3 separate regions of the Mus musculus genome follow, and all the other regions are linked to region 3. The links are chromatin loops, found by intact Hi-C in ENCODE. Cell type or tissue: left cerebral cortex. All regions are shown on one strand. Links, peaks and the distances in the headings refer to the core of each region. The heading gives the core; the rest is flanking DNA.

What was found. Peaks named below come from ENCODE experiments on the same cell type or tissue, not always from the same donor. Only the 100,000 strongest peaks of a DNase experiment are listed, where the experiment ranks them.
Region 1: it touches region 3 in a loop (2.6-fold over the local background); 2 of 42 quality-filtered maps call a loop at or near these places.
Region 2: a loop joins it to region 3, with 4 times the contacts of the local background. A loop is called at or near these places in 3 of 42 quality-filtered maps.

What each region holds. Positions count from the first base shown.
Region 1 is chr6:96,250,602-96,261,177 of GRCm38, reverse strand. The region is part of intron 2 of Tafa1 (TAFA chemokine like family member 1); the gene reads right to left. Among named protein-coding and RNA genes, the nearest start is that of Tafa1, 140 kb to the right of the region's middle. In left cerebral cortex, for the core only: no CTCF peak of the experiment used is centred there; DNase peaks (open chromatin) are centred at 2,315 and 4,793.
Region 2 is chr6:96,090,768-96,101,343 of GRCm38, reverse strand. It overlaps 2900060L22Rik. Among named protein-coding and RNA genes, the nearest start is that of Tafa1, 17 kb to the left of the region's middle. In left cerebral cortex, for the core only: no CTCF peak of the experiment used is centred there; DNase peaks (open chromatin) are centred at 2,925, 3,341, 4,873 and 7,432; H3K27ac peaks cover 348 bases.
Region 3 is chr6:96,341,954-96,352,529 of GRCm38, reverse strand. The region is part of intron 2 of Tafa1 (TAFA chemokine like family member 1); the gene reads right to left. Among named protein-coding and RNA genes, the nearest start is that of Gm26011, 210 kb to the left of the region's middle. In left cerebral cortex, for the core only: no CTCF peak of the experiment used is centred there; DNase peaks (open chromatin) are centred at 2,876, 3,470, 4,406 and 4,840; H3K27ac peaks cover 483 bases.

The sequences.
Region 1 (10,576 bases), core at 1,986-6,985, 91 kb after region 3:
TCATCAGCCTACACACACTCTTTCATTGTTATGGAAGAATTTTCAGTGCATTAAATAAAATTTGTCTCTTGATATGTCATCAACCATAAATGAACTTAGTGCCCACACTCTTCCAGGCACTTGGAACAACTCCCTGATGAGCAGTTCTCACCTCCTAGCCTTGAGACTGTCACAGGTGTGCAAAGGGTCACAGGCAGCAAAAAGCAGCCATTTTAGCCCAGTCTAGGGGGCAAAGATGGCTGCCCCGTGACAGGAAATGAAATGTTTTAGTCTGTACTTCAGGAATGATTTGACTGTTGGCATACTTTCTTAGAATTATTAACTCATTCAAGCACAGCCTCAACTTCTTCAGGTATACAGTCTATTTTAAGACTTAAATTTTGGATGAAGCAACTAATAAAATGGAAGGATCATGTATTGGCCTGAGGGTATAGATCAAGGTCATAGCAGGGTTTGTTTGGAAGAGATGTTGGCTGACCCCCAGATCAGTATACCCCTCTGGAGTCATTCAGTGACATTTCAAACTTCAGTAGTACTTAGTTAGAACCTGGCTCATACACTGGAAAGGGCTGATCAATACATAAAGAAGAACAGCCCTTCAGAACATTACATGGAATGAAAAATAAATCACAGTGCCCTTGAAAGAAAAGCTACTTTTATTTAAGTTAATAAAGCTTTATTTGTTCTCTAGCTGTTAAGTTTATAGAAATTAAAAGTCTTGACTATTTGTCTTTTGCCAACATGAATTTAAAAGTAGCTTTAAAAAATCTCATTAACATTGTGCTTTTTTTTTATCCCAAGCTGATTCAATACAAAACACATTACCTCCTGTCTTTGCCACCAAAGTGCACATAAATATTTCACAAACCAATTTATCTCAAAATTTTTGTCATTCTTCATTCTGAGTCTGGACACAGTGCACACTGTAAAGCACTTTAGGTTTTTCAGATAGTATAATCAGAGAGGCAACAGTATTATTGTATCATTTTTGGCTTCTTGTCTGGGCTCAAAATATTCCTCTTGGAATATTTTCACAATTCAGATTGAGACATGGATACATAATGATGTGTACTCCTCAACAGATGTAATTGTGATAATTTAACAGAATACTGACAAAAGACTACACTACTGAGCCTTAGGGGAAAGGGTGAATAAATCTGATCTTACTGACACAGGTGGGAGAAATTATAGCCCCCATGCAAAGAATGATATAGAACATTCAGAAAAGTGGGGAATCTTCGATATTGAATTCAAAAGTGGGAAAATGAAGCTAATAGCCTTCTCTTCTCTTCAGCTGTCTTACTTGTACAGATTTGCATCTCCAGACAAATCATGCTCTTTATAAAGGAACAAATAGCAAAGAATTTCTGCTTTATAAACTATCCACATGCGGTATGACTATGCAGGTTTGCTGGTGCATTGCAGGCCTGACAATTGAAATATGAGGATTGTGCTCCAATAAAACTTTATTTAGGGAAGCAAGTGATAGGCTGGGTTTGATCCACAGGGCTGCAGCTTTGTTATTCCTGTACTAGAATAAGAAACTGTGTATCTCAACATAGAAAGCAAAAGGTGTCAGCATCCTCTGGCTTGTCCAAGGAGGAAGTATCAAGTCTCCATGCCAACAGGGTTAAATATAACAAGGAAGGAATGAAGGAATGAAGGAAGCTTAAGAATAGAATTCAAGCATAATGACTTGACTGTGATCTACTCATTACTCAGTGTACTAAGAAGGGGGAAAAAGGCATGAACAAACATTTGGAATGTTTTTACGATGCTTCAAAATAATAAACACATGACATGGATATTACAGTTATTTGGTTTTTTGTAACTCAGATTGCTGAGTTATTCTGCCACTTTTTGGGTGCTATGGTTTCAAGCTTGGCAAGTTTAAAATAGATGCTGATACTGCCTGCCTGGAGATGCTTAGTCCTTAGAAGTGAAGGCAAGGTCACAAATGGAATTCCAAACCAGAAAAGTGAGGGCTACATAGGTGTTTGAGTCTTTTATGTATAATAAGTACCTAAAATTGAAAGATATATTTTATAGTCAGCATATCAAGCATTTTAAGCACTTTACAGAAAAATACACGACCCTATGATAAACACGAGCATCCTTCTCCAGCTTCCTAAAAGACTCGAAGAAGCACATTTGAATTGCTTTGCCTCCAAGCATTACCATAACATTACACACACATACAGTTAAGGATATACAGCTCCATTGGATTCTCTAACAAACAGCTTTAAAGGCATGGCTTGGAATATTTTTAGAATGTGCTTCTAAACAGGCACATACTCTGAACACATGGACATTTGCATTTTGACCTACAAAGTCTACCCAGCATGAGTAAGTGGCCAGAAGTTCTGTTTCAGTGAGTCAGCTTGGGCTCTAGGCTTAGACAGACAACCTGGGCCAAATCCTTCTCTCTAGCCTTGGGATGTCAGTGGGAGGGGTCCAGACTCTGACTTCCTAAGTGGAAATCCCATCCATACCCATTAATGTTCACGTGCGGCAGAGAAGTTTTCTGGATCTTACCAGTAATGACCAATAAAAAAAAACAAAAACAAAAAAACAAAAAAAAAAAAAAAAAACAAAGAACTTACTAGGAGCTTGTCGCTTCTCTAATTATTCTGCATCAACTTTTCTCCTTACATCAACTCTGACATTGATACTCTTGTTACATCCACACAGAGATTCAGAAGCTGAAAGGTGTGTGTGTGTTTGTGTTTATGTGCTTGCAGTAAAGCATCCTATGTAGACTCACCAAGCTTAGAAGCAAACATATCTAGAACTATTTACCCAGCAAAATATGACCCACTGGTCAAATCCAGTCCCAGAATAAATCTTGTCCATGAGGCTTTATTGAGAAACAGCCACACCCATTCAATCACATCTAATTTTCAAATTCCTTACCAGATCTGAGTAATAGCAACAGAGAATGAACGCCCGCAAATCTTACATATGGGAAAAGTTCACTGACATCTGCGCTGAGAGCCCATAGAATGAACTGGCAGGTTTACTGGTAAGTTCCTTCCCTTATATCAGCCTGACTCTTCACTATAAGGGAAGGTTCACACCATGGACTTTAAAGAACTCCAGCAGCTCTCCACATCTAGCATCCATATGTATGCTGTGTGTCTTGCCTTATTTGACTGTAGAGTTTCTAGTGTTCTTGCTTTGGGAAGTCTGTTGTTAACATTACTAATAACTATCCTTGCAGGCAGCACAACCTCGAAAATGGTAATGGGCACACAATCTACCTCAGTGGTTTCAACCTATGGCTCACAACCCCTTGGGAAAACCTCTATCTCCTAAAATATCTACATTATGACTCATGACAGTAGCAACGTTACAGTTATGAAGTAGCATGTTAATGTTTGGAGGCACCACAACATGAGGAACTGTATTAAATGGCTGCAGCATTAGGAAGGTTGAGAACTGCTGGCCTAATTGCATCCGTTTAGATGAAAATACAAAGACATGTTACTTAAAATCCCACACTAGTTAGATGAAGAGACTTGAATCACTTCTTATGATGTCAGGAGACTATTCCCAGGAGATCAGTCCATCCCTGTAGTTTGCACAGGCACATGGTTCCCCACCTGTCTACTAGTTATGTCTGCCTTCAGCTTAGACTGTTAGCTGGGATCAGATTCTATTTGCTTACCTTTGTTCCCAGGAAATTGTACAAGGTGTATGATGAATCAAAATCTTATTTTACTAAGACTTTTAAGTAACTATTTATTAAGGTTTCCAGAGAATTTTTGTGAGCAATTCATACAATCTATACCTCACAAGTTGAGTTTGAACAAAGAGATTATTCCATTACATCATATGTTCCGAATGATCCCTGTGTGCAGTTATATATGAGGGAGGGGGTGCTTCCAAGCTTTGCTAGGAAGCCAGATGCTTGTCCTGTGCAATAGAGTGGGTAGATGCTTCTGAATTTGAGAGGTCACTGAGAAATCTCAGCAGTATAGTGATGAATGCTATTGTGAGAGATGTGGCTGAAATCAGAAGCCCTTTTCCTGTCAGTCCAGGATTGGCAAAAAGAATAAATGTCCAGCAAAGCCATTCTACCAGAGGCCCCAGTATTACGGCTGCTCTTCAGGGGTATATTTTCTAAAGGGCTTGAGCGAAGCTTCATGGCTGGTTTTAATTTCCGCTGATTCTAGCAGGAAGGTATTGATCTGTGGAACTGGTTAACCCTGTGGAGGAAGAGGCATGTCATCAGGGAATGAACTAACAGTGGGGGCTCTCAGCTGTTCTCCGTGGGCTGAAAAGATACAGGTTTTCATCATTTAATCCAAGTCTTGCAATCCAAGGAGCTCTGTCTCTTTGAATTAATAATAATAATAATAATAATAATAATAATAATAATAATAAACAATAATAACTGAAGGTGATGACTCTCTGCGCTCCTTGTAGTGGATCCAACATACTAAGACAACCTGAAAGTGAAATGTACAGTCAGAGACACCTGGAGATAAACTGGAGGATGCCATTCCCACTTAAAAATGACTAAAGAGACCACATGTGAGGTTTTATCATCTTGGATAAATAAATGGGGAGAATAAAGTCTGGGAGATGAGACTGTGGGATTACTTAGTCATGTCTATTGACGAAAAGACAGTTCCAGAAAGACTGAAAACTATGTTAAAAATAAACAAGCTGTATTTTTTCCCAATCTGCCTGTATGCCTTCCAAGCAAGGTTTTATTCTCTTCACTCCTACTGCATTTGGGATAATTCATTTCCAGTAAAGGAGAAGCTGGCTTCTCAGATGTTACAGAGAGAATTGTGATCCTGTAGGCTGTGGTGGCTTTTGATATCTCCTGGCAATACTCTACTTCTGACTCAAGATGACAGGTCCATCAATGTCTTCTACACACCACTAAACGTGGATTTCAGCCTCTATTTCTACAGGATGCTCTAAAGAAGGCTTTAAAGCACAAAAGCCATAAACAAAAACAGAGAAAAATGGACAACTAAGTGGCATTAGTATTAAATTTCCCTGCTCTCTTCTGAACACTCTCCAAATACATATTTCCTGCCCCACACCAATCACTTCTGAAATCAATCTGAATGAAAACACAGAGGGTAGGATAGGATAAGCCATACCCAACACTTGCAGAAAGAACCCAAGAACATTTTTCCTCTTTTCTCATTCATGGTGGCTAATAGCATTAGAATCAGGACGAGTTCCAATTCAACTCCTCGTGTGCTAGCTAAAAATAGATCCAAACTTTAGGAAACTATGCGGCCTCCTCTGACCTCAGGTTTTCATCTACATAATAAAGATATTAATACCAGCTTAACATTAAGAAGTTCATATGTTAGAGTATCCATTTATCCCTTTTCTAGAATTTAATACATATTCAATAAATGAAGATATTTTTATTTTGGAAATGAAGATAAGAATATTTATGATTCCAAAGTTCTGATCACCATCAATCAATCTTAACTAACTATTAAGGCATCAAATTGTTTACTATTTTGGATATAATAAGATAAAACAAGTTTATATGAATGGATAATGTATTGTACAGCCCAGACTATACTAGGCTATGTTGATACATTTCTTCTTTAGCGAATAACAATTATCATGCATCCATACTAATTATCCATTTCTATACTATATGTGAAGAAACTGAGCCCCAGAAACTAACATAATTTGCAAAATGTCATATTTCATAAGGAAATCCAGGGAGAAAGAAAAAAACCACCAACCAGACAAATAAAAGTGTCTACCTGACTTCCTGGCTGATATACAGGACCACTCACTACACACAGTACCCATAGTCTCAGATCACATGACCACTTCTGTAACTTCATCCTTCATCCATGCCCAGAGAGCCTGGCTCAGAGCAGCCAAAGAGCTTACAGACACAGTGGCATTTGTCTATCAGGCCTTTCTGCTTCTAGACCCTATCTGTCTCCTGGAAAATCTTAAGGTCCATGGATTTCATTCCCTAAGCCTGTCTTTGTATAGCAACTTTGGTCCTAGGCTTACCTCATCTCATCTACTGGGTATTCCTGACACTATTCTTAGTTTCTTCAAAATAGCTCCAGAAACAGAAATGGTACCCGTGGGCCAAATGCAGCCTGCCTGATCCTGGGGTTTAGACCACCTGGTACTTGAAGGGGGAAAAAAAGTAATAACCTAATTATTGCCACCACCTGCCTGGCATCACTGTTGCATGCCTGTCTATTGCCAGGTGTGATGCTGGCAGGCTTGGATCAATTAGTAATTGTAACTGAAGCTGAATGCAATTAATTACATAACTTTAAGCTGTTCAACTTTAATACCCTGAAATTACTGCACAAGACTGATTTTTAATGAAGTATTGCGGCAAACAAAGGGACACAGTCATGAATAAGGACTCTGCAAATGTTTTCTTCAGATTTGGACTCTATTCAAACCTTGGGTAACTTGTTCAGCTCTGACCCTTTCTGTTTCCCTCCTGGCACTCTAATGATTTGTTAATTTTCAGCTTCTGGTCCCTCAAAGTACAAGCTCTGTTTCTCAGATCATAAAGGGGCACGGCTTGTCCTGTGCAGCACATTATGACGGGAGCTCTACAAGGTGTGCAGGTAGGCACAGAGTCTGACCTAGGAGATTGCAATTGACAGTCATGGATTATCTTGAGCTCCGGCTCAGATCTTAAATAGGACATAAGTGATAGCCCCTCTCTACTTCCATTTCCTCATCTATAAAATAAGGATAACGTCAGTGCTGGGGAAATGAGGAGAGCATGTAATGTCTGGAACAAATGCTGATTCTACAGTACCATCCCTTTCTGCTAACACCGGCACAGGTCCAGGGATTGTCAAGACTTCTTAGGCTCCTCCATCATTATAGTCTTCACACGGATCAGTCACTAGTTCTGCAGCTAACCATGAGTTAGGACTGGGAATCTGTGCTCTATGGGTTCTCATCGTGAATTCCATTTAATGTAGATTATGTCTGAGGAGAACCAGTATGATTTCTTCAAGTCTGAGCTATATCTTAAAATGGGGGGAAGTATTACCTACCCCTCATGCTGTTGACCTGACAAACTGTAATAAGGCATGTAATTAATATAATCCATATATGTCAACTTTTATTTATTGTATGGCAGTTCACTATTAGAGGTTTTTTTTTTTCTTGATAATCCCTCTCTTATTTTTATTTTATGCTTTTTTGCTTCAGAATTTTGATAGCACAGAAAGTAGAGATTAAATGTTCCATGTGCATTCTGTAGATAATATAAGATGTGTGTGTATGTGTGTGTATGTGTGTGTGTATGCATGCATTTGCTCATGGCTGAGGCAAGGAGAATTATGTGGAAGTAAATAAATAAATTTTGGAGAGAGTGGAGCTAATCCTCCTTCCACATGCCTCAGGACAAGACAACCAAAACAGTGTTCAGGTAGCCAGAGAAGGAAAACCACACAAGGTCACTGGTACAGCCCAGAGCAGGAGGGGATGAGAAGAGACAACTACGAATCTCAAGGAAGCAGCACGTTTGGATACCATGGTATGAAGATCAATGGCTGCAAGCATTATTTATACAGAGACATGGTATTCTAACCAATTTCTTGAGATTGTACAATAATCTAAAAGCCAAAGGAAGTTCAGGAATGATTATAACAGAAGTTGGTTAAATGTTCACAGAACACATTTCTTCTTTGGGCAGGGGGGACTCGGGGAATCCCATTTAGCAGCACAGATTGCAGTAGGTTGGTCAATAAAGAATATTCATAACTGGTCCAAGTGCCATATATAAATAATATCAAGTGCTCAGCTATAAATGGGTTATCCTTTTCAACTTCTCCTCATCCAAGCCTGGGGTTCTTTACTGAAAAGGGGGCAGAAAGACTGTAAGAACCAGTAGTTCTGGACAAGTGTCAACTCACAGCAGCTGTAATTACCTGCACAAGACCTTCATAAAAGATCAAAACATTAAAAAACCCAGTATGGATGACATAGTGTCCCTGTGGCCGTACTCCTATCTGAGGGATCATTGGCGGTTGGTAATTGCTCAAGGGGAAAGCCACTCTCCTTTAAGGCTGTGTACACTGGTAATTTAGACATGCATGCCCCAGTGGATGGCCATATATTCATGTCCATATGGTTAGCACTAAATGAACTCAGGGTTGCTAATAACAATAAAAAAGAGACTTGAAGTTGGATAAAAGACAGGATTGGAGACACTATGAGAAACAGGAGACATGATCAATATATAGTGTATATGTTTATAACTCTTTCAATGAATAAAAGTATTTAAAATAATAGAAAGAAGTGAAAATGAATCATATGGCATGCATTAGATGAGCTAGCATTAGTCACTCTCAGTAGTCAAGTGATTGACACAGAATTTTCATATCTAAAAATGAAAAACTAGAAAACAGAGGCCAATAGATTTAAGGTAAGTAATGAACATAAAGTGAGTCACACATCTATGAATGAGTTTCTTGAAAAGAGGATTTTCCATGTAGCTGTCCGAGCAAAACTAATCTCAAAAGCACATGTTCTCACCCTGGGTTACCGTGGGGACTACTTCAGAGGAGCCATATGACAGGGCTCTCACTCAACATTGGAGTGTTGCCTCTTAGCCTTGAGAGAGCCATAGCATCATCAGATTGAATGTATCAAATCTTAACCGTTCTGTGGAGGTCTCTCTGGAAATACAAGTGATGCTAACACTCAGAGCCTGGAGGAATAAAATAAATAAAGCATAAACAAAGAAAATAAATCAGCCTTTGAGAGCTTGATTCTAAGGCTCTTCAAAGCCATAGAGGAGCTTTTCAACTCATACCCAGTGCGTCCGTAATCATCCACCTCCTCTGGCTTTCTCAACAAAACATCATTCTTTCCACTCCTTCATCTTTCCACTTCCCAGTTCCTAACCATGACCTTCCAGCTTCCCCCACTGCAGCACTTTCTAAATGGTCCTTGAAAGTGTCCAGTGACACGTCACAAACCACTTCATTCATTTCAGTAATTTGAAGCATCTGGGAAGTAAATACCAGATGAACACTAATTGGGTCTGATGTGAGTAGTTTGGTATTGATCTGTGTAGAGGCACAGCTGACACAGAACTAGACCACTTTAGATTGGTCACCATTTATACTATTTGCCTAGAAAATTTTGCTAAGCCTAAGCATCAATGGGGAAATAACTGCTGAACCATGAGCAAAGACAATGACTCTTTTTCTTATCTACTGATGGACCACAAGGGCATCCCTTGACTTGGCTACTTAAAATCCAGACTCCTTAATTATAGAGTTATGATCCAGCCCTCCTTTAGAAGCCAAGCTTACTTTCCCCTTCCTCTATATGGATAATGTGTAGTAGATTTCAATTTTCACTGCCTTTACCCTCCAGGCCCAAGACTTACACACAGAACTCCATCTCTGAAGTTCTATGTTGCCTGGTGAGGTGACAGAAATAGAATGAGCCACAAACCCTAGGATTTTTGAGGTAATCTTGTTGAAGTTTTGGCTCTTGAAAATGGGAAGTGTGATCTACAGAACATACACTTAGAGTTAGTGAGGACTTCCTCTTCGCCATTTTGGACGTTCCCGCTTAAAACTAAACTTAACATAAAAGAAAGGGCAAGTTAAACATGAAGCAGAGAGAAAGGCACCTGAGCTATCTGATGTTACATAATTAAATAAGTCACTTTTTATACTTCAGCCACTTTGAGTTGGTGTCTCCAAACACACCAAGTCTTAAGTCAGGAGGTTGATGGCACTAGAGGCAGATTTTCACAAAATGCTCTGCACATTGTACAACAGGTAGAGTACACAAAGAAGAGTTAATGGTGACAGGTGTGGAAGGTGTGAGTAGGATCTTTGTACACTTGGACACTGTGAGTGGCATCACAAGAGTGAGGGTGACCATCAGAGATAGCCATCCTGGGTTTAAATCACAAGAGTCCCATTTGGCAAGGGAACCTTCATGTCAGAAAGTTACTTAGCTTCTTCAGTTTCTGAATGCTGAGTATACACAATGAAGAAAGTCAAACCAATAGCACTGAGTGATACTGAGGACATGTTGAAGAGGATGCTGGACATAAGTTTATATCTCCCCAAAGTATAATGGGTATTGTTATTGTTGTTTGTAAGATATGGATATAGTTTGGTAGAAAAGTACCTAAGTCACTCAATGCTTGGTGGGAAAACCATAAAGAACTCAATTCACCCATTTTCATTTGGTGGAAAAAAACAGAAGAAAATAGAAAGTTAAAAATAAAGGCATCCAGCTAATCTAGTCTTGTAAGATCATATTTCCAAGATACAATCTCTGTTGACTTTTCCCTTGAACATAAGAATCTGCCACCACCTCCATGTCTATGGTGGGAGGACATTTCAAGATTCATCTTGTAATGATTTGACTTGTTGATATAACAGTTGCAAAAAAAAAATCAATTTTATAATTTTTTTTTCCTTTTCCTTATTGCCCTGGGCTGTGAGTGATAAACGAGTGATTTACAGCAATGTCTAAAAAGGCAACTTGAATATGTGCTTACAGGCTAATCACCAGGATTCCTCTTTAGATGAACCCTACTTTTCACCAACTTCCTCCCTCT
Region 2 (10,576 bases), core at 2,889-7,888, 250 kb after region 3:
GTCAGTATGCCTCCTTGGACTGCTCTCTGGACCAAGAGGAAAGATCACAGTGCTAGGCTTAGAGATAAATAATGTCCCACCCCCACCCTAAGCTAAGAGAGAGAGAGAGAGAGAGAGAGAGAGAGAGAGAGAGAGAATAAGGGAGGTGGCACATGGGAGACATTAGAATAACAATGAGAAATGGGAACAGATATTGAAGAGATGATCCATTTATGATCAAAACTGTACTTTTTTACAGTTTTATATACTTATAATTTTCCTACTTACAAAAATACATAGTCATGTTTTCCTCTCTTTGCTATCTCATGTTAGAATTTTTTTTTAGTTTTACTGTGATATTTGTGTACATATATATGATGAATCTCCCCCAACTGCTCTCCCCCATACAGCCTCCCCCCTACTTGTTGGTGCTGTTCCTGCCCCTAAGTAGTCTTTTTTTTTTCCTGAGTTCATGTCGCACATGCACATCAATTTAGAAAGGTAGAAAACTCAAGATCTAAATAGAGAATTTGAAGTCATCTCTGATGCACCACCACAAGGTTTGCAGCACTCACATGCAAGTGTGCATGTACCTAGCACTTCTCTGAGCATACATATCCATTGGATTTCTTACTTTTCTAAATACTGAACTGTCAACATTTTCTGTACTGAGCCAAGTATGGTGACTCCTTCCTAGAATACTAGCACTTGGGCGCAAAGGCAAGAGGATACTATCAATCCTAGGGTCGGCCTGAAATATGTAGTAGTGTGTCAGGCGTACACAGTGAGACCCTTTCTTGACAAAAGTAAGAAACACTTCAAATATGTCTTGCAATTTTCACCCCCTCTGGATATTACATTTTCCAAATCAGTAATTCTCCCTTCAATGGTGTCTTTATCAACATAAAATACTTTTCTTTTTCTGAATAGTCCATATATGTTGGTCATCTCTAATGTGGTTGCTCCTATTTTGGTGAGATAGAGCCCAAAAAGGACAATGTTTCTCTATGGGATCCTACCTGGTAGGAAAGACTCCATCTCCTTTTCCTTCTAGGGAAGCAATCCTCTTAACTTTTCTTAACTCCCTGTGTTCGTGTAAGTTTTATTTTAAAATTTCTAAGTTTTCTTTCGATATTAATATGTCTGATTAACTATTCTCTTTGGTCTGGTTTTCATTTCAATTCTAGGAACTAAGGAATTTCCAGTAATAGGACAATTTTTGTAAAATGTGTATTTTAGCCAAGGTCTCATACCTGCTAGAGAAACACACCTCTGCTGACCCCCACTACCAGCACCTTCCCTGAGTCTTCTTCCTTTTGCTTCTCTGTTGTTGACCTGGTCAGTAAGACAGTATGACAGAAATGACCAAATTGCTCTGGAGCCCGACTACACTGTTCTCAGCTCCACCTGGGTGGGTGTACCTTCTGAGGCTATGCACAGGATCACTGGAAGATGCTTATCAGCAGGGCTGATGTACTGTTAGCTTTGATCAAGTTTTTTGTTTGTTTGTTTTGTTTTGTTTTACTTATTTTTATACTGTAAGATTTTTTTCCTCAGACTTTTAAGATGTTTTCATACTTCCTTTGCAAATTCAACTGTATTTGAAACATCCACAAGAGCCCCCTCCTCTATTCATCCATTGCCCCATCCACTTTACGGGTTTTAACTCAAATTCTCTAGACTTGGTACTGGTAGATCATTTCCCATGGAGTCTCACCTGGCTCCCCACTCTACCTAGCCTCTGATCCTTTCTATCCCTGAGAGTCAGTGTTGCTTCCGTTTGCAGTAGTGTCTACTGCTCTGTGTCCTGAGTCTGCTGCTCAAATCCATACCATCCGGGAAAGCTCAGTGGCTTTCAGCCCGTCAAATGTATCACATTCTTCTTGATTCGAAGCTTTTATCCATTCTCTTGCCTTTCTATCATCCTGTTCTTTACCCACATTGGTTTTGCGCACCCTGGGTACAGACTTTCTCTGATGCCATCACTCCTTGCATTACCTTCCCAAAATGCACAGTGTATAATGATGTCTGAGGTAGGATCCTATTTGTTTTGAGACAATTATCCTATTGGGTAGCACTGACTGGTTTGAATCTCCCTGTCCCTGCCTCCTAGATGTTGGGAGTGTAGGAAGTGCCACCAAGCACAGTTATACTTGATTATTTTAAAAATCAAAGATCTTGGGCTGGAGAGATAGTTCAGTGGTTAAGAGCATTGACTGCACTTCCAGTGGTCCTGAGTTCAATTCCCAGCACCCACATGATGGCTTACAACATCTGTTATGGGATCCCCTGCCCTCTTCTGGTGCGTCTGAAGACAGCTACAGCGTACTCACATACAAAAATAAACAAATCTTTAAAAACAAAATACCCACAAACTGTGTGATCTAGAATGAAATGACATTCATTCATATTCACAATCTAATATCATTTTCTTCCTCCCTAACCATCTGCTGCTCATCACTGTCCATTCACCCTTTCCTTCTGCCATTAATTTATTTAAGTACCCATTCATTCAGCAATCTACAGAGACCTGAACTCAAGAACTCATGAAAAGATGGTAGATCATCCCACCCAGGTTCTTTACCTCAAATGCTTTCCAAATTCAGGGCTTTGGTAAAATCTGAAAGCCCCCTGTTCTGATCATTACTGTTTGTTTGCTGTCTGGCAAGATACCTGGTCCATAGTGGGTACTCAATCAATATTTATAGAAAATATGAATAAATGAATGTGTGAATGAATGAACAAACTCTGTCACTTCTCACTTATTCATGTTTGAGATGTTTTATAAATTCTTAGCAAGATGTTAAGTGAGTGGTTGGCAGTGGGCTGAGCGGGAGGAGGCTGGGAAGAGATTCAGATGATGTGTCTGTGTGAGCATGGGTGTCTGTGTGGGATGCTGAGACTCAGCGTGCCTAAAAGGGCCTCTCTCACCACATCCCAGCACCAGAAGGAAGTGCTCTTCGCCTCCTTTCTCGTTTTCTCTTTCCTATCCTTTCATTTCTTTCTTCTCACACAACATATTGACAGTGGGCCTCCTTCCCCACTCTTGGTCTCCACCCTCACATACAGCGTTTTTTATACTGTAATGGAGAATGTGTGGCACTTGTAATGGTGCCAGTTCAGACAAGAGAACCTAGCCGTTACTAGTTTAGAGCAAAGGGAAAGAGTATTGTAAAAGGAAGTCGAGGAAACCTTGGGCTCTGTTCAAAAGGAAGAAATGCCCCTACTTATATTCCTTAAGCCAGAGGTTTGGCAGTGAATCCCAGTAAGGGATGATGTATTTATGCATCCATGCCCCGAGACCCTACCCCGAGATCCATCAAATTAGCATCTCTGGATGATAGACTCTGGCAATGGTATTTTTCACAGTTCCCTAGTTAGTTCCAATATGCAGCCAAGTTTGAAAACCACTGTGCTAAAACAAAAACTTATTTTGGTAGATTTTGTGTCACTATGGCAACACCAGAAATACCTGCAATTTCTTAATTAGTTGCCAACTAAAAAATACATTTGCTATGTTTAACAGATGTAAGGTTAGTCCAATGTAGGTATATTTACTGAGTGCTTACTATGTGCTTTGTATGGTAATAGCTATCATATGAAACTTTTACTTCATTGTCATGGTTACACACACACACACAAACACCCTAGCTCTTATTTAAATTCACAGAGTAGATGAAGAGTAAGTGTTCCAAGGAGTGTCTATCAGATTTCAATGTTGCTTGCTCTAAATATATCTCTTGTCTTGGTTTTCACTCATGTTAATCCAACTTCTCTGTTGAGCTGGCTGTAATTTTAGTAGTCTTTCCTATGATACACAGAAGATCCATTTCCTGGTCATCATTAGAGGTGGGAAGCAAAGTCATTTTGGGCCAGCCAAGGTATGTGAACATCTTTTGGAAAGTTGCCTTTCTCTCACCCAAGACATAATTTTCCCTTTGTATCCAAACATGAGAGGCATGTCACTACCATGTCACCAACAGTCCTTTCGAAGGAGGGCTTAAGGTGAGAACAATACTAGGAAATGACAATGAATACATGAGGTAGGAAAGTCCTTTGTTTAGGAAAACCAAGCCCAGTGCACACTCGGCCCCAGATTCTCTTTACTAGAGATTAAGGCGGTTAGACTTGGGATATTGATCCTCACCTTCTCTTGTGGTTGGACACCAAACTGCCTATTCTGGCTGGCCCATGAGCTTCCAGGGATTCTCAGGTCTCCGCCTTCCAACTCACTGCAGGAGTGCTAAAGATGACAGATGCGTGACATCACATCTGGCTTTATGTGGATTCCAAACATTTAAACTCTGGTACTTGCATCTGTACAACAATCTCTTTACGCACTGAAGCATCTTTTCAGCCCCTGAACGCTCATTTTAATAATAAATTAGGATCCAAACGTCTGAAGTGATTTATGCCAGGCAACACAGTTTACCTGTCCTGCATTACGTAAAGCTGGGCTTTGCTCTCAGGACTTTCTCCTGCCTCCCCATTGCTCCTCCCACCAAGCTCTAGAATCATCTTCATTGAGAATATTTGCCATACTTTTCCCATGTGCTAAGTAAGTTGTAATGACCATAGTCTTTGAAATGCCTTAGATTTCCTTGGAAGAAACTCTCTAGAAATATATTCTCAGTCCTCTTTCAAAAGACGTACCCCAAACCTATGGATACAATTTGATTTTCAGATGTAGGCATCATGAAATAATATGTAAAGCTGTTGAAAATACAGATCACACAGCTCACCCCCAACCAAGAAAAACATTAAAAATTCTACCCAGCTCAGCTGCTTCGGTACACTTTTACACTACACATGATGTTGCTGAATATATAAAATACTTGGAACTAAATTTAAAACTGCCCCCCCTCCCCTTGATTAACCAGATTGTCCCCTCCCCTATATATAGGAACGCTATGTGCCTGAGCCCACTTGCCATCTGTCATCATATTTTCCAAACTTCTCTTCCACCCCCTCCTCTTACACAATTTTATCACATAAAAATATTAGATTTCAGGGATTTGTATAATTTCATGAAATTTTCTGAGCCAAGTGACAATGGAGGAAGGGCTGGTATATGAAATTGCCCAACGTGTATCCACAGCAATCATGATACCCTCTAGCAGAACTTGCGTGGCCAAGAATAGCAAGTCAGTTTTCCCCCAGTGTAACATTTCCTATTAGTAAAATTTTCGAGTATTTCCCACATTACAAAGTAGAATTCAGATAATTTTCAGAGGTTTCTGACTCTTATAGCATTATAATGCTTTATTACCCTTGGAGATGTTTAGTGACTTTTCCTACATCATTGGGAGAATGTTCACAAGTCAACTAGAGATTGGTCACTTTGTGTGCCCTTTCATGGTTGGAGATACGAGTTTTACCCAGATAAATACATGCTGCCTCTAAGCCTAGATCCTTCTACTGGAGACCTAAGAGTCTACCTTGGAAGCTTCATTTCTGTTTCTCACAGGCAACCATGAGACGTTCCATCCAATACTTCTGTTCCTGAGCCCCAGGAAATCAATGAGAAGTGTTGATGGAGGTTAGCTCTTAAGTATAAAACTTAAGGTGAATGGTTCTCTTACAAAGTTCTCTCCTATCTCTCTGTAAGCTTTTTGAAGAGTTTTGTAATGAGTATCCTAACATGACTACTAAGCAGCCTACTCCCTCCCCTCTGTCTCTGGGTTAGTGCTCAAAGCCCATTGACCACAGTGCTCTAAAATAGTCATGATTGAAGGGAAAGTCACATGACTCATGCTTGTCCAATTAGGAATTTCCATGTACTGTCACCAGATAATGGTCCAAATGTGCAAACAAGACCAAAGAATTCCCTTAAGGAGAGTCCAATTGAATTTCTGAGGCTACTAGTAGCTTTGTTTGTTTTTTATGTAAATATCTATCTATGATTGCTGAAAATATTAGCAGACCCACAGGTAAAGGAAAAAACTAGAATAGGCACCACAATGGTTACCACACAGTTTGCTGCCCCCTGCAGTGCTCTTAGGAAACCTGTTTTCTTTTACACACATACACACAGAGCCAGGGAGAGAGAGAGGGAGGGAGAGAGAGGGAGAGAGAGAGAGAGAGAGAGAGAGAGAGAGAGAGAGAGAGAGAGAGAGAGAGAGAGAGAGAGAAGTGGAGGATATAGGAGGTTTTTTTATGTGTACATATATGGTTTGTGTACCATGTGTGTGTAATGCCCACAATAGCCAGAAGAAGGCATTGGCTCCTTGGAATAAGAGTTATGGGTGGTTGTGAATTGCCTAGTATAGGTACTGGGAATCAAAACTTAGTTCCATGGAATAGCAGCAAGTGTCCTTAACCACTGACCCATCTCTCCATCCCCAAGATTTGGGTTAAGAAAGGAGTTTACATACTTCTTGTTAGCTATAACAAATCCTATAGCCTGCCTAACCAAGAACTGGAGGAATATGCTTAGAAGGAAAAAAGTTGGAAATAATTAGACAATATCCTGAATAGTCACCCAAAGGATTATTATTGGGTCTCAGGATTCACAGGAGGAAGTACAGTGTGAAAGGATAGCAGGCACCCTGAGAGCCTGTCACTCCGAAGTCTAAGTTGAATCAAAGTGAGCATGACTCTAAATACCAAGCTCCTTTATGTCCTACCATGGTGATATCCTTCCTAATCAGCTTTGCATTGGATCAAATGGCATGCCATGGTTGAATGGAATTCTAGGTTCCATGAGAGAGGACCAAGTAAGAGATTTAATACCTTTAGATTTGGTGAGCTGGGAAGTGAGAATCCACTTTGCCTTCTTAATAAAATACATTTGCATAATATTACAGTGCTTAAGAGTAGTATGGGTGATAGTCTTTAGATAGATTTGAGTTCAGGATATGATAATATAAGACAAATAAAAGGAATAAGGGAAGGAAGGAAGGAAGGAAGGGAGGGAGGGAGGGAGGGAAGAAAGGAAGAGGGAGAAAGGAAGAATAAAAGAAAAGAACCAAGAAAGGGAGAAGGGGAGGGAGGAAAAAAGGAAGGAAGAGACAGAGACATGGGAGAGGGAGGGAGGAGGGAGGAAGAAAATGGGATGGAAAGAGATGGGGAAATAAGTAGTTGGATTCAGAGTTTATACAGAGACCTTCCCTATTCTTGAATACCCTAAGTATAATTCTTTCTTAAAAGGTTCAGGTTCAAATATTTATGAGACAGAGTTACTATTCCTTTTAGGGGCTTGTCAAGTGTAAAAGAGGAGGAAAAATCTGTTTGTGAAGGGAGTTTACAGTACACTTAAAGTTTATTTTAAAAATAAATAGGACTTGATAGATAGGACAATAAAGCACAAGCCCCATCAGTAACCTGCCTGCAGCAGTAACAGGGAGCCTCTGTAGGCTGCCAGGAGCCAGAAATAAGAATGAACACTTCTCAGCAGAAAGTTCCAGGAATACCCACAAACAAAGAGGATATCTGGGATACGGCATCTGTAAGCCAAGTGGCTCTCTGTCACATCACAGTTTGTGTGGAACACACCCACAGAGGTAGAGTCACATCTGAATCAGATGTTTCTGGCTTCCTTTGCACTGAGTCCCCATTTTTGTTCTAGGTAGAAATGATGATGCCATTTACAAGTTAGGGAGGGATCTTTTAGAAAAATAGAAAGCCAGGGGGAGATTCAACTTTGTAACACCTGGGTAATCATGTGGCCAAAACATGCCCTTGTGTGCCCAACCCCTACCCCAATACTTACTATCTTTTAATATTCTCACTTACAGAACACACAGGGGTATGACTAGTTATTTACATGTGCCTATTGTGTACTGGACAGGACTGTAGGAACCAGGAGGGCAGACATGAGAAAGAAAGGCAATTTCTACCTTCATGGAACTTCATATTTTATTGGAGAGAAATGTGTGTACAAAGACAGATACAGAAAGTGGTTACAGATAGGAGTAATAAAGAACAATCAAAAATCATGATATAATAGACAATTGGGGCCGAGTGGGATGGACTGAGGGAAGTGGACCATGGGCTCTCTGGGGTGACAACCTTTGATCCAGAGCCTGAGACATAAGTGTTGTTTATGAAACAACAAAGTACAATAGATACTCTGTCCTGTGTCAGTTAAGAAAGACTATGTCCAGAGACAAAAATACCATGTTGCAGGGTTATAAAGTGAGGGGTCAGAGGCTATTTTGTCATTTAACCACTGCATGCCTTTAAGGTAGCTATATGTACATTTTATAAGCCTGCATCTTTTAATCTACAAGGTGTATGATGGGGACAGAAAAACACTGCTCTGAAAAGTTATAGTGCTTGCTTTTCAGCTCCATGGTATGGACCCACATGCTCCCCTCTCCTTCTCTAAAATGCACATACAATGATATACACATAGACCATATGTGTCTTCTACTTTCCAACTATTATCAAGAATACAATCTGGACCAAATCAATGTTCATTCAATAAAATCTGAGTATAAGTGAAATATAACATGTTCATCCTTAGCCCCTTCCAAAAGTTATCTTTTCTGAAATGCCCCATTAGCTAAACTGAAAAGATCCCTGGGACAGGCCTGTGACTACATTGCCATATGGGATATGCCCACATCTCCTTCTCAAACTTCTGCCACTGTTACTCCATATGATACCTTCTCTGCATCTTCTTGCCTCAGCATCCATAAATTCTAACACAGCTGATCAGGGTAGAAATGAACAATGACTCAGTGGAAGCCAACTGTCATCTTTCCACTGCTGGACATTGATATGTGGGTTTACAGATTTGCTTCCAAGATGTGAGCTTAGAAGACATTGGTTAGGTCAGTAGCAGGACTGAAAAGGAAGGGCACCTGAAGTCTGCCTCAGCATCACCAGGGCTCACTGGGGTGGAGTCTGTGGACTAAGTAGCTACTGACAACACTTCCTTGGCAGTTTCCACACTGACTCTCTTTCCAGTTCCATCCCCATTGAGGCCTTGGCAGCATGGTACCTCCCACTCAGGATTTCCAAGGAACGTCTCCCTGTCCTAGCCACAATCCTGTTTCTACCTAGACTTCTAAAACCAGAGTCCCTTCAGCCAAATTCTTTTCATTGAAAAGAGAAGGATCTTTCAACAAATGAGTTAGACTTGTAGGAAGATGTTCAGGGCAGCCAGATAAATAAAAGGAATAATCAGTCAATCAATAAATAAAATTTCTGCTTTCAGAAGACAGGTCAAATGGATGCAAGCTGCTGCTACTGCAATACATTCAAATGATATCATCAACAGAAAGGGAACTTGGGGCTGAGAACAGAAGGTGACCAAAGCTGACCTGGGAGCACTATAGAGAGACTGGGAGGTGAGCATTAGACCTACATTTTGGTAATAATCAACACACAACTTTGTAGGGCACAAACAGTCCCAGACCTTTCAAATGCTCAAACCCCTACTTGTCCTACTGACCTCCTAACATTGTAACCCTGATAATCTAATTTAAGTTGAAGAGGTTTGAAATTCTCTTTCAGCTGCCACATAAGAAAATATTTGCTCCTAGACATTCTTTGAAGAGCACTCTCTAGTCTATTTTCAATTGCTATAAGGGAAGACTGCAGGCTGGACAATTTTTAAAGAAAAGAAATTTACTATTACGGAAGCAGAAGAGGCTAAGGGCACAGTGGTAAGAGCCCTCAGGCCACATCAGGATATGGTAGAAAGGGAAAGTAGGCATTTGTAAAAGAACAGGCAAGAGCACGAGGTTAAAACTTATAGCAAACACCTTGCTTTTGTGACTAAGGAACCCACTCCTGAGATAGCAGCAGCCGCCCATTCACTAGGGCTCCTTCCCTGCTCCTGGCAGAAGTCCTACTTACCAGGCCCCACTTCCCAAAGCCCTCCACGGGGATCAAGCTCCTAATACAGGGACTGAGAAGATATGGACAAACCCCAGCCATGTAGTCAGTCCTCCGTGGTGGAATGCTTTTCAAATTTTTTTTTTAATTCTGTAGTTTATGCTCCTCAACTTGGGGATTATGGGTAGGCAGATAAAGCTTGTCATTTTTAAAAAGAAAGTGGTAAGCAGTGATCAGCCAATAGTCACTTCCAAGGGCCATCTGCGACAAGTCTGTAGAGCATTCCGTTTGCATAATACATGGGAAGTCTATTAAAATACAGCACACTGCTACAAGAAGGTAGAAAAAGTCTAAGCGAAATTACACTTCCTTGTAAAATAGTCCCTCTATTACTGGCAACAAAGCTGAGTATTTTTTTTTTTCTGTATTGCTTTAAATTGAAAAATCCACTGTTCAAGAAATCCGTGGATAGATGCAGTTTTGTCTAAGGCTGCAGACATGTTGCAGCTCTGTAAGGAGCAGGATGCTGAGCAGTGATCATTGAGCAGAGTAAATGCCTGTTTACCTGACCATCTCTGCTCTAGGGTAAGCAATCGCGAAGCCCTAGTCAGTCAGAAGAGCCAGCTGTGCGTTTGCTCACAATGCAGACCTATATATATGACCTAAAAAAGGCTACCTCTTGTGTTACTAGGATGGAGAAATAAATATCAAATGCTTTACCTGTAAGAAAAGAGTCTCATGTGTCAGAAGTAGGCCAGCAAGCCGGTATCTTGACAGTGTGCTAGAGACTGTAGCAGAAGGGGATTGAAGG
Region 3 (10,576 bases), core at 2,442-7,441:
GATTGTGTACTTCAGGATCAAACATTTGCTCCTCTCAAATTTGTATCTCAAAATCATCATCCACAAGGCAGCTCTGTGGAAGGCAAGGCCTCTGAGAAGTGACTATGTCATCATATGATCCTTTGTGAGTAGCATTAGTGGCCATGTAAAAGATACCTCAGGGCCTTATGCTTTCTACCATGAGAGAAAGCAGTGAAGATGGTATCAACTATGAAGCAGAGAGCAGGTCTGCTCCAGACATGGTGTCTGCTGGGAATGGCCAGAAGTGCATTTGTGGCCTTCATAAGCTTCCTGGGGTGTTTCAGGTATATTTTCATAGCCGTATGTGCTGGTTTACACAGCTGTATACTAGCCTTTCTTACAATATTCACTGGTGCATATGGACATCTCATTGTGATGAAAGTAATTAGTTCATGTCTTAAGAGCTCTACTGAGGCCACATTTGTGCCACTATACCTTTCCTGGGATCCTGCTGTCCTGTCAGGCATCCTCTACATGTTGTTCCTTGATCATGATCTTGGTAGGAACTGCCCCTTCTCACAACAGAATTCAGCCAGGAAGTCCGGGGACACAGTTTCACTGACCCCATTCCCCAAAGCTGTGAAGATGTGGAAACATAGGGACAACCAATAGACATTTAGTTTCAGGCACAAGGGATACTTTCTTTAAGATGTGAATTCCCTATGAAGAACACCACCTTAGTGTTAGTGTGGAGACTGTCAGCAAAACAGTTGAAGCAGTAGTGGAGCTTTTAGTTGTATCCTGAACATCAATTCTGTGCAAAAAAAAAAAAAAAAAATTAAGCATAAATGAGAAATTATAGTTCCTCTTAGGGGGAAAGTTCTAGAATGTGTATAATTCCAGGGTTGTTTATGAAATACTCAACTCTCATGAGAAAAATCCATTTCTCTTTCCTTTATCTCAGTTTTTTTCTCTGCTTCCCTCTGTAGGACTTTTCCATGCGCACGATGGTTCTCAAGAGGCACAGGTTGGTAACTTGTCAGCCTTAAGTATCGCTAACACGGTTTTCCTTTACCAAACTACTGAAGACCCTGAACTGAGTCCCACTGGCCTACTGTGAGTCACAGAAAGCTCAGAATGGTCAGACATGATTGATCTATGTAGCACAGGGTAGGATTAGCACAGCAGATCTTAATGACTCTACAGAGGAAAGTCGAGAAGAGAAAGTCAGTAGGAAGAACAAGAATAGGCACTAGGCAGGGCAGATACAACACAGCTTCTCCATTCTCAGAAATCACTTTTTATTTTAGCTAAGGATAACCCCCTAATTCGAGACTTAGCACACATTCCTTAAAGCCTTAGAAGAGATTTGGTGCTCAAAAGTTATATAACATTCACAGGATTTCAGAACCACTTTGTATTAGAGCTGCTGTGAAAGCAGTCATCCCTCAGCATACACTCAGGAAGTCTGAGAGGTCAGAGTTTGCATCTGATTCACACACATGTTCTATGTATGCAGAGTGATTGTTGGATCACATGTGGTACACACAATTATATACAATACATATACACACATATCATATATATATGTATATATATATATATATATATATATATATATATACAAAGTATAATACAATGTCAATATAATGCAACTAGTTATTATACTGTACCATTTAGAAAAGAATGAAAAGGAAGTCTGATTCCACAGTAAGCTTGGGAGCACATATAATCTATGGCTTGCCGAACCACGGTGCAGAACATTTAATACCAAGACCCAACAGGTCTGGCAGCTGCTAACACTGTAAGAGAAACAGGGAACTTTTCAGAGTCCCAACCTATGAGATGTTTTTCATAGCTAATGTGGGTCTGTGGTGGATCAGATGATGTGTGACAGAAGCCATTGGTTGAAACACAATAAGATTTCTACATAGCTAACTAAATTGGACTATCTCTTCCAAAGTTCCCGGGTTTGAGACAGCAAAATAGTTCTGAGCAGCAAATATACTCTATTTTGGGTTAAGGTTAGAATTCATATTGGCCTCTGAGAGTAATCTCTGGAAACTTCAGAGAAGGTGTGTGTGTGTGCGCGTGCGCGCTCGCGCGTGTGTGTGTGTGTGTGTGTGTGTGTGTGTGTGTGTGTTTGTGTGTGTGTGTGTGTGTGTGTGTGTGTGTGTGTGTGTGTGCAAGTTTGCGTTTGTCTTCCACACAAGGTGGGACAAGGATGACGAATGGTTCAAATGTTTATTGAAGATGAGCAAGTTCATTTCGCCATTCATTCATTCATTCATTCATGGGATTTTGTTAAGCATCTATGTGCTTCTAGGGAAGAAGTGGAAGCTGCATCTACTAGGCCTACAAGCTGCATTTCTTGAATTTCTTGAAAGGTTCACATTTCACATTGGCTTAACTATTTCATTTTTAGGGACCAAGTCATCAGAGGAAGGTGAAGCATGTAAACTGTAAATGGCAATTGCATTGTTTGTTGGTGTCATTATCCGATAATAAATCATGGAAGAAAAATGTGGGCAGGCATAGCTCCATCTTGGAAGGCCAATCAGAGCTTGGTGGGTCACATGAGAAGGGAACAAGAGCACTGTCACTTCTGAGTAAATCAGAAGCCAATCTCATTGGAACTAGCTGAGTGGAACTGCATCTGCACAGCATGCTGGAGGAGCTGGTGCTTTCTACACTTTAATCACACCCAGAGCTGATAAGTCCTAAACACTTTCCTCTCGGTGAACACTAGCAATTTCATTTCCAAGAGAAAATACTCCACACAAAAAGGTGGCATTTTTGAGGCTCTCCCTCTTTCTACCCCCATGTATATATCTCCAGGGTATTTAATGTGAAAAAAAAAAAAAGCTGAAATCTGCTCGCTTGGAAAGCTGCCATAGAAGTAACTTCTCTCTGAGCATGCCGCCTGCCGACTTCTCTCTTCACCCACAAAGTCGGTATCTAGCTGCTTTCTGTAGGAGGCCAATTCCAAATTCAGTTTCCAAACACCTGCCACTGCTGCTCTTTGATTCCATTCTCAAATGCCATTGTGGGGAATCTGTTCAAGCAATCACCGCCGTGGTTGAAAACCCATGGAAATACAGCTGCTACATAATCTGTCTACATCCCTCAACCCCGGTGTTGCTGTAAGGACCACAGCACTGTCTATCCTACGCCAGCCTCAGTGCAAGTCAAGGGATGAGCACAATGACCCCCTAACTTGTGGCCAATCTCCACCAACTCTTCCCTTCCACATTCTCCTCTGCCTTCTTCCTCTCCCTTACCTCATTTGTTCTCATCAGTAAAATGGGAAAGAACTAATTTTCTGGATTTAAAGAATTGGAGTTAGTATAAGTGGAGAGAAAGGCTCTTTATGGGGAGATTAACTGTCTTTGCTATAGAACCTTGGCCCCCTAGGAACACAAGTTCTCTTGAGTCTGGCCAGTGTTTTTCCTACGTTGGTGATTTTGGAAATCATGGTCTAGAGGCACTCCACGGAGTCTTGTTAACGTTGGTTACAATGTATGGCTTTTCAAATCTATAGAGACAGAAAGTAGATGAGCTGCCTGGGGCTGAGGAGTAGAGGCACTGACTGCAAATGAGCAAGCAACATCTGGGATGATGGCAATGTGCTAGTGTTGGGCTGTAGTGAAGGTTGCACAGTCTGTGAGTTCTAGTAAAAGAAACCAATGAATTCTACCTTTGAAGTAAATACTTTTTCTGCAATATAAATCATACTTTAATCAGCTGTTAATAAAAATTAAGATGGATTAGATGGGTGGACTGGCAGATATGTAATAGAGCAACTCAAGGAAAGTGATAACTGTGCAAGCTGTTTAGGGTAATTGTTGACTAATTAGTGTTAGGTATTTGATATTCTAACTCATCCATTTATTGGCATAAATATTTGGCCAATGCCAGTAGTCACTTCTTGCCATTTTCCTATTTCTCTTAGTGATGGAAATGTTCATAGTAAATTTTCACAGAAAACAGATGTGACAGCTCTAGGCTTTGGGGGAGTGTAGAGCTTTCTACTGTGTGGAGATGATAAATACAACCATGGTTAAATAACAAAAATGGAAGCCAACCCAACCACTGGCTCTCTTTGATAAAACTATGTCAAATGTGCTGAAAGTCTGGGGGAATTATAAGTTTGTCTATTATATGGGTGATGAAATGAAGTCTAACTCATGCTACAATGTACAGATAAAAGGAAGAGGTTGAACAGGACACAAAGAACACGGAGAAGCTGTCAGGTAGCCTCTGGTGTAAGGACCAAATGCTAGGAGCAGTTCACATGTCCACAACTCAAACATCATTACTCTGAGAAAGTACATGTGAGCACAACCCAGAATGGACTGCATTATAATTAACTCAGCCATGCTAACTTCCGGGCTCTGTACAAAATAGAAAATCACATTGCATCTTCTGGAAAGACAGGAAAGAAGATGTCTTGCACTGCCGCTGTGGCTCCTGTAAGAGGATGGACCAACCTGATGTCAACCATCACCAATGAGAACTGACGAAGGGTGACATTTTTTTGACAACAGGCCAGAGACTTCTTCCTCTTTTCACAAGAACTTCTACACTTTTAAGCAAGCTTGTAAGGACATCATATATGTATTTATTTCCTAGAGGTCAAGCTGTCATTGCTGAACATATTGGAAACTCAGAAGAGCAGCAGGGAATGGCTAGTATCCTCTTGTCAGAAACCCTAAAGGGAATTGATCAGCAGAAGTCGTGAAGTTACCCCAGCACAACATGCCACTGAGACTTTTTTGCCTACTTGGCTCCAAACTCTCAAGTCAGTGGCCAAGATTCTTTGACTTTGAGAGGAATCAAGCCAGTGCTTTTCAAAGGTTGAGTCAGATGCCATATTGGAGGGGGAAGGTAGTGGGTGGCCACATGTACAGAGGAGAATGTGGGGGAGAAACATCCTGGGCAAAGAAACTCAGGAAGCACCATTTCTTTAACACCCCCATCGCTCCTTCTCAGAGATTGCTTTGCCTTCTGCTTCTACCCAGTTCTCTTCTCTGATCCTAAGGCTGAATGAGGGCTTAATACAGGCAGAGATGGAGAGGTGTCACTCTATTCTGTGTCTATTTCCTTTGCAAATTGAACACCTAACCACAGGGTTTTATTTCAGATTTGAAGGACTTTCCAAAGTGAGTTTTGCTAACAACAGTCACAACCACAACCACAACCAAAACCACAATCACAACAACAACAGAGCTGCCTCCAGGCAATAAAGCTTGTGTACACTGACAAAAAGTAATTAGTTTACTTCTGAAGAACACATGGTGCAGTCAGAAAGATGGGCATGTAAGTGAATTAATTACTAAGCAGTTAAGCAAGAACAAAAGCAACAATTAAAAGTGTTTAGCCACATGTCACTGTGTCATAGAACCAAAAATATACAGTAATGGTGCATTTTCTTTTGAAACACTTTTGAGTATGATTACCAATAACACACCTACTAGTTATCAGGCATTTCTGCCACAACCAGGTGATATGATACAGTGCATTGGATCTGATATCTAATTTAAACTTCACAACGAACCACTAAGAAACTACTCTTTTAGTGTCCCCAGTTTTCCAAATGAGTAAAGCTCAAATGAATCTGCTAAAATAGTTTGCAGTCTACCAAAGTTTTCCATCCTGGAGGCTTAGCTGCAAGCAACATGCTTGTGTATCTTTGAACTGGGTTCCAAGTTCAACCATTGGCTATCTTCTCCACAAAACAAACCCTGAAGAAAACTATCCCCTCCCTATAAAGTTAGAGCCAGCCAGAGAAGATTTCCTTGGGAGGGATCGCTTTGCATGTGCAGATCTAGCTTGATGAAGCATTTATGGTTGGAAGAAAAAAAACACAAAGAAACATTTTAATACAATGAAAAGTCCCAGATACTACCAATATTGTGCAATAAATTCACACTCTTGGAATTCAATGTGGTTTTAAGCAGAGCCTGGGAGAGACTTTCCATGTCTGTCTAAACTTGGATTGAGAGGGGACAGCCAGGAGCTGGAAGGGAGAGCTGGAGAGATAGATGGACTGGCGACTAAGAGCACTTGCTGCTTTTGCACAGAACCTGAGCTAATTGCCAGCACACATATGGCAGCTCATCATGGCTTATAAATCTATCCCCAAGTGATCCAACCTGCTCTGTGGTATATGTAGTGGCCCCACACACATGCAGAACTCACACACATAAATCAAAATTAATCTTTAAAAACAACTCAAACTTAACACTCTGTTGTAGAACTGATCACCATTAGTTTTCTGAATCCCTTTAAGCCTCCAACTTCATGCCTCCACTTTCGTTTGGTGGTTTGAAATGATCACTGCTTCCCTGCAGTCCTTTAAGAGGCTTCCCTATGTAGGAAATAACGTGGTGTTTGGATTCATTCTCCGAGTTCATGTGTGCTCGCGCTGTCTCCAACTTGAAAGGTTGAAAGGGACTGGGTGAATTTCAGCCCCCGTAATTATGTTCTAATTTGTCTTCATTTCTTCTCCTCGTTTTTCATACAAGGTTCTTACCACAACTCAAAACATAATTGTGTTGCTTAATTTTTTTCTTGTCCAAAGGAAAATAAGTGGAAGCACCCTGAGTTCCTAATGACATGTGCTTTATTTTAGCTCTATTGCTACTACATGAAACATAAACAGAGATACTAGGATATATGCTTACATGTGTGAGTGTGTGTGTGTGTGTGTGTGTGTGTGTGTGTGTGTGTGTGTGTGTGTGTGTGTGAGAATATAAAAGAAAGGGAATGATAGAAGGAAAAGGAGGAGGAAGAGAAGTATGGGAAGTAGAAGCAGACAAAGAGGAGGAAGATGAGGAAGAGGAGGAAAAAGTAAAGAAGAAGGAACTCTTAAATTATCTAAAGGTCGGCAGGCAAGAACACAGTCTCAGCAGCTAGGAATGTTTACTTCTCTTGTTCAGTTCCCAGCACCTACATTGGGCAGTTTAAAATTACCTGTAACTCAGGCTCTAGGGAATCTGATGTCCTCTTCTGGCCTACACACACACACACACACACACACACACACACACACACACACATACACGGTGCACATGCATTTACACAAGCACACACACGTGCACATAAATTAAGGATAAATAAGCCTTTAGGAAAGAGGATTCAATGTGCATCCGTGACTGTTTGTCTCGGGGCTCTCAACGGCTCTTTGCTTTATATATGTGCATCCTCCAAATGGTCCAACCATTTCTTCTGTGTGCACCACAAGTTCCCAAACCATTTTGGAGTCCCTGAATTCTGTCCTTCTTGGCAGCACCCACCAGTGATTACTACCTTTTCTAGGACTTGGTTTGTCTCTTGTACATGTTTGTAGCCGTGACACAATGACCAAAGCATGTTCTAGAGACCAGATTGGTTCTGTGACTTGAGCCAGACCACTCTAAACTTTTACTTTTCAGACTTCAAATGAAAGACAGTGGTTGATGTTCTGTCAACAGTTCTGACCATTTGATCACATTAAGCTATATTATGTACCTAAAACATACCTTATAACAGGTTCTACACAATGAGTTAAAATGATAAAGAGAGCAAGAAAGAGAAGTATAAATTCATTTTCTATTTAGATCATAAATTCATGGATATCAAGGCTAACACACTTAAAGTACATTTGTTTGTTTGTTTATTTATTTATTTATTTATTTGTCTGTTTGTGGTCTTTCTTATAGACCAGGCTGTCATCAAACTGACTCTAGCTGAGGCTGACCTTGAACTTCTGACCTTCCTTGTTCCAGCACTTGAGTGCTGGGATGTCAAGAACCAAACACCCGACTTTGTTTATGTGGTTGCAGAGACCTGATCTCAAGGACTTCATGCATGTGAGACAAGCAGTCTAGTAACTGGGCAACTTCCACAATGGTAAGGTTTTACTTTCATGACTTTTATGTTTCCCATATTGTAACATCACAGGAAGGAAGTGGATGTGGAGTGGAGGTGGCCAGGGGAATGTCGTGAAGTGATCATTGCCATATGCATATAAAATCATGCCTCCAAGAGGCATTGGTATGGACATGAAGAAAAGACAGCTGTGGAAAGTCTGTGATTATGACTGGATGGCAGCCACTCTCCTTCTGTGGATGGTCATGAAAGCACATAAGACAACTGAAACACAAGCAAACAGTCCTTGCACGTGTCACAGAATCACTTCATGGTTAGTTAGGGACACAGGCGAGCATGCACTGGAGATGAGAAGGGCACGACATTTTCCATCAGTAAGTCAGTCTGTTGGAACTCAGCTGTGCTGAACTTAGAAAATTGCACTGGGAACCATGGTGACCCCATGCTACAGAAGCATTTTGATATAAACACTCCACTTTTGGTAATCAGGACTTTTAATATTACTGTTTCAGCTATATGCTATCCACATACACATTACAATATCTTCTTTCCCCACATTAATGATGTTCCGTAGAAATAAAGATAAGACTAAGAACCAGGAAGCTGTTTCCATGCTCCAGTCTCTTGCTCTCCTGCTGTCTTCTCTGCATACAGGAATCCTACTATAGGATTTGCTTGGTATATAGTAATTGCTCAGGAAATCAATACTTCAACATACAGGAGTTAAACAGACCTGCCTAGAGGAGATATGACATATCTGAGGTCACCAGCTGGCTCTCTTTCTCTGTTTCTGCAGTGTCACCACAGGCAGGAACTACCAGGCTATATATTTTTCTTGCCATTCACAATGGTTCCTTTGGTGTGGATTTGAGAGATGGTCCTATATAACTCATATTGCCTATGTAGGCACATGATTCTGATTAGACATTAGTAGTTGTTGAAAAGTTACCATCCATGCCTTTTCTTGAACAAGAGACTTCAGCAGGTAAGTGAAATAAACTCTTACCGAGTCAGTTCACAAACTATTACTACCCAAAGATGTGGGAAGTAAAATATCAAGGGTTATATTCAGAGGCCCACTCAGTGCTTCTCTTCTACCACCATCTGGTGTAACACAGCAGGCTCCCTTTCTGTCAGATTAATGTGTTCAATTGTCTAAGATAAATAGTTAACTAGAAGTATAGGCAAATTGAGCCCTAGAGCCAACTTTGAGAGACAGTGAGCCTCAGCCCCGAGAGTGACTAGTTGCCAGTTTCTCTGTTAAGACTTGTTTTAAACAAATGTATACTACCACTTATATTGCAAGCTACAGGCAAGATATTCCAGGAAGCAGACGCCCAAATCTCCAAACAGGCAGCCCTCTGAGTATTGGATTTACAGAGTGACTAGCAGTGTGCTACCAAATTAAAAATCACACCCCTTCAGCTAAGGTTACCATTTAGCCATAGTGGGCATCACCAGGTAGGGCAGATAAACAGAGGGATGATACCCATGAAGAACATGTGGGTATCTTACTCTTAATTCTTTTTTACGAGCAGCTGGGCTTCTATTTGCCTCTATCCAATTTCATTGACAAAAGGTAAGTTTGTACATGTGTTTAATTATTTCCAGAGTATGAGCAACAAACTAAAGAACATTAGCTGGGGTGTGAGACAGAAAACACTCAGTTGCAGAAGTTTCCTAATTCTTGCACAACGAATCTGTGCTCAGTTAATTGTGTTCTCTTTAACTGCCTTCAGAGTGGCTGGGCGGTGGTGGCACACGCCTTTAATCCCAGCACTTGGGAGGCAGAGGCAGGTGGATTTTTGAGTTCGAGGCCAGCCTGGTCTACAAAGTGAGTTCCAGGACAGCCAGGACTACACAGAGAAACCCTGCCTCGAACCCCCCCCCCCAAAAAAAAACCAAAAAACCCTGCATTCAGAGTAAAAGAAATAGCAAATAAAGGTTAGTGGTTCATGTATTTAATTTGGAAAGCTTCATGTGAGCATGGGCTCTTGGACATTGTACTCACGTAAAATGCAGATGTCAAACAAAATATGGTGATATTCAGAAAGTTTGATTGGTCACAGATTTCAGCCCAAGATTGCTAACACCTTGTGTGCTAGAAATTTCATTTTCTTGGACCAGTATATGTCATGACCTTGGATTAAACAACAATGGTGACAATAACAAAACTATATTGGCAAGCCTTTAACATTTGTCTCAGTGTACCCCACTATCAACGATAAGTGTTTTGGACAGTATTTATAAAGCTTAGAGATTTCAGAAGAACTGTGTGATATTCACCTGTTCGTCAGTAAAACTTCCTGAAGGCTTACATAGTTGTTGAATCACAGAATACTGATGGGAAATTTGGCTAAATGGCTTCTGATCATGCATTGCATGCATGTATTTACACATACATGCAGAACACATACTCCTCTGGAAAACAACTAGAAATCCTGTCAGCATTGCTTACTATTCATTCCACGGCATTGTTACTATGCTTGCAAATGTCTTTTTTTTTTTTTTAAGTTGTTGGTATCTGGGACATACATAGTAATTGCTCATTTCTTAAAAAATTTTTCTAAATGGGAACTCTAACTTGTCTATTGGCACAAATTTCCTTGCAAGTGTAAGAGGAAAGGCTCCATAAGCTAGCTCAACCTTAAGTAGGTAGAAAGCACTTGTGTAATTATTCAATAAACCCTCAAGGAAACCCTGCTGGTTACTTTGGCAGCAAAGAGGACTACCCATTGAGAGC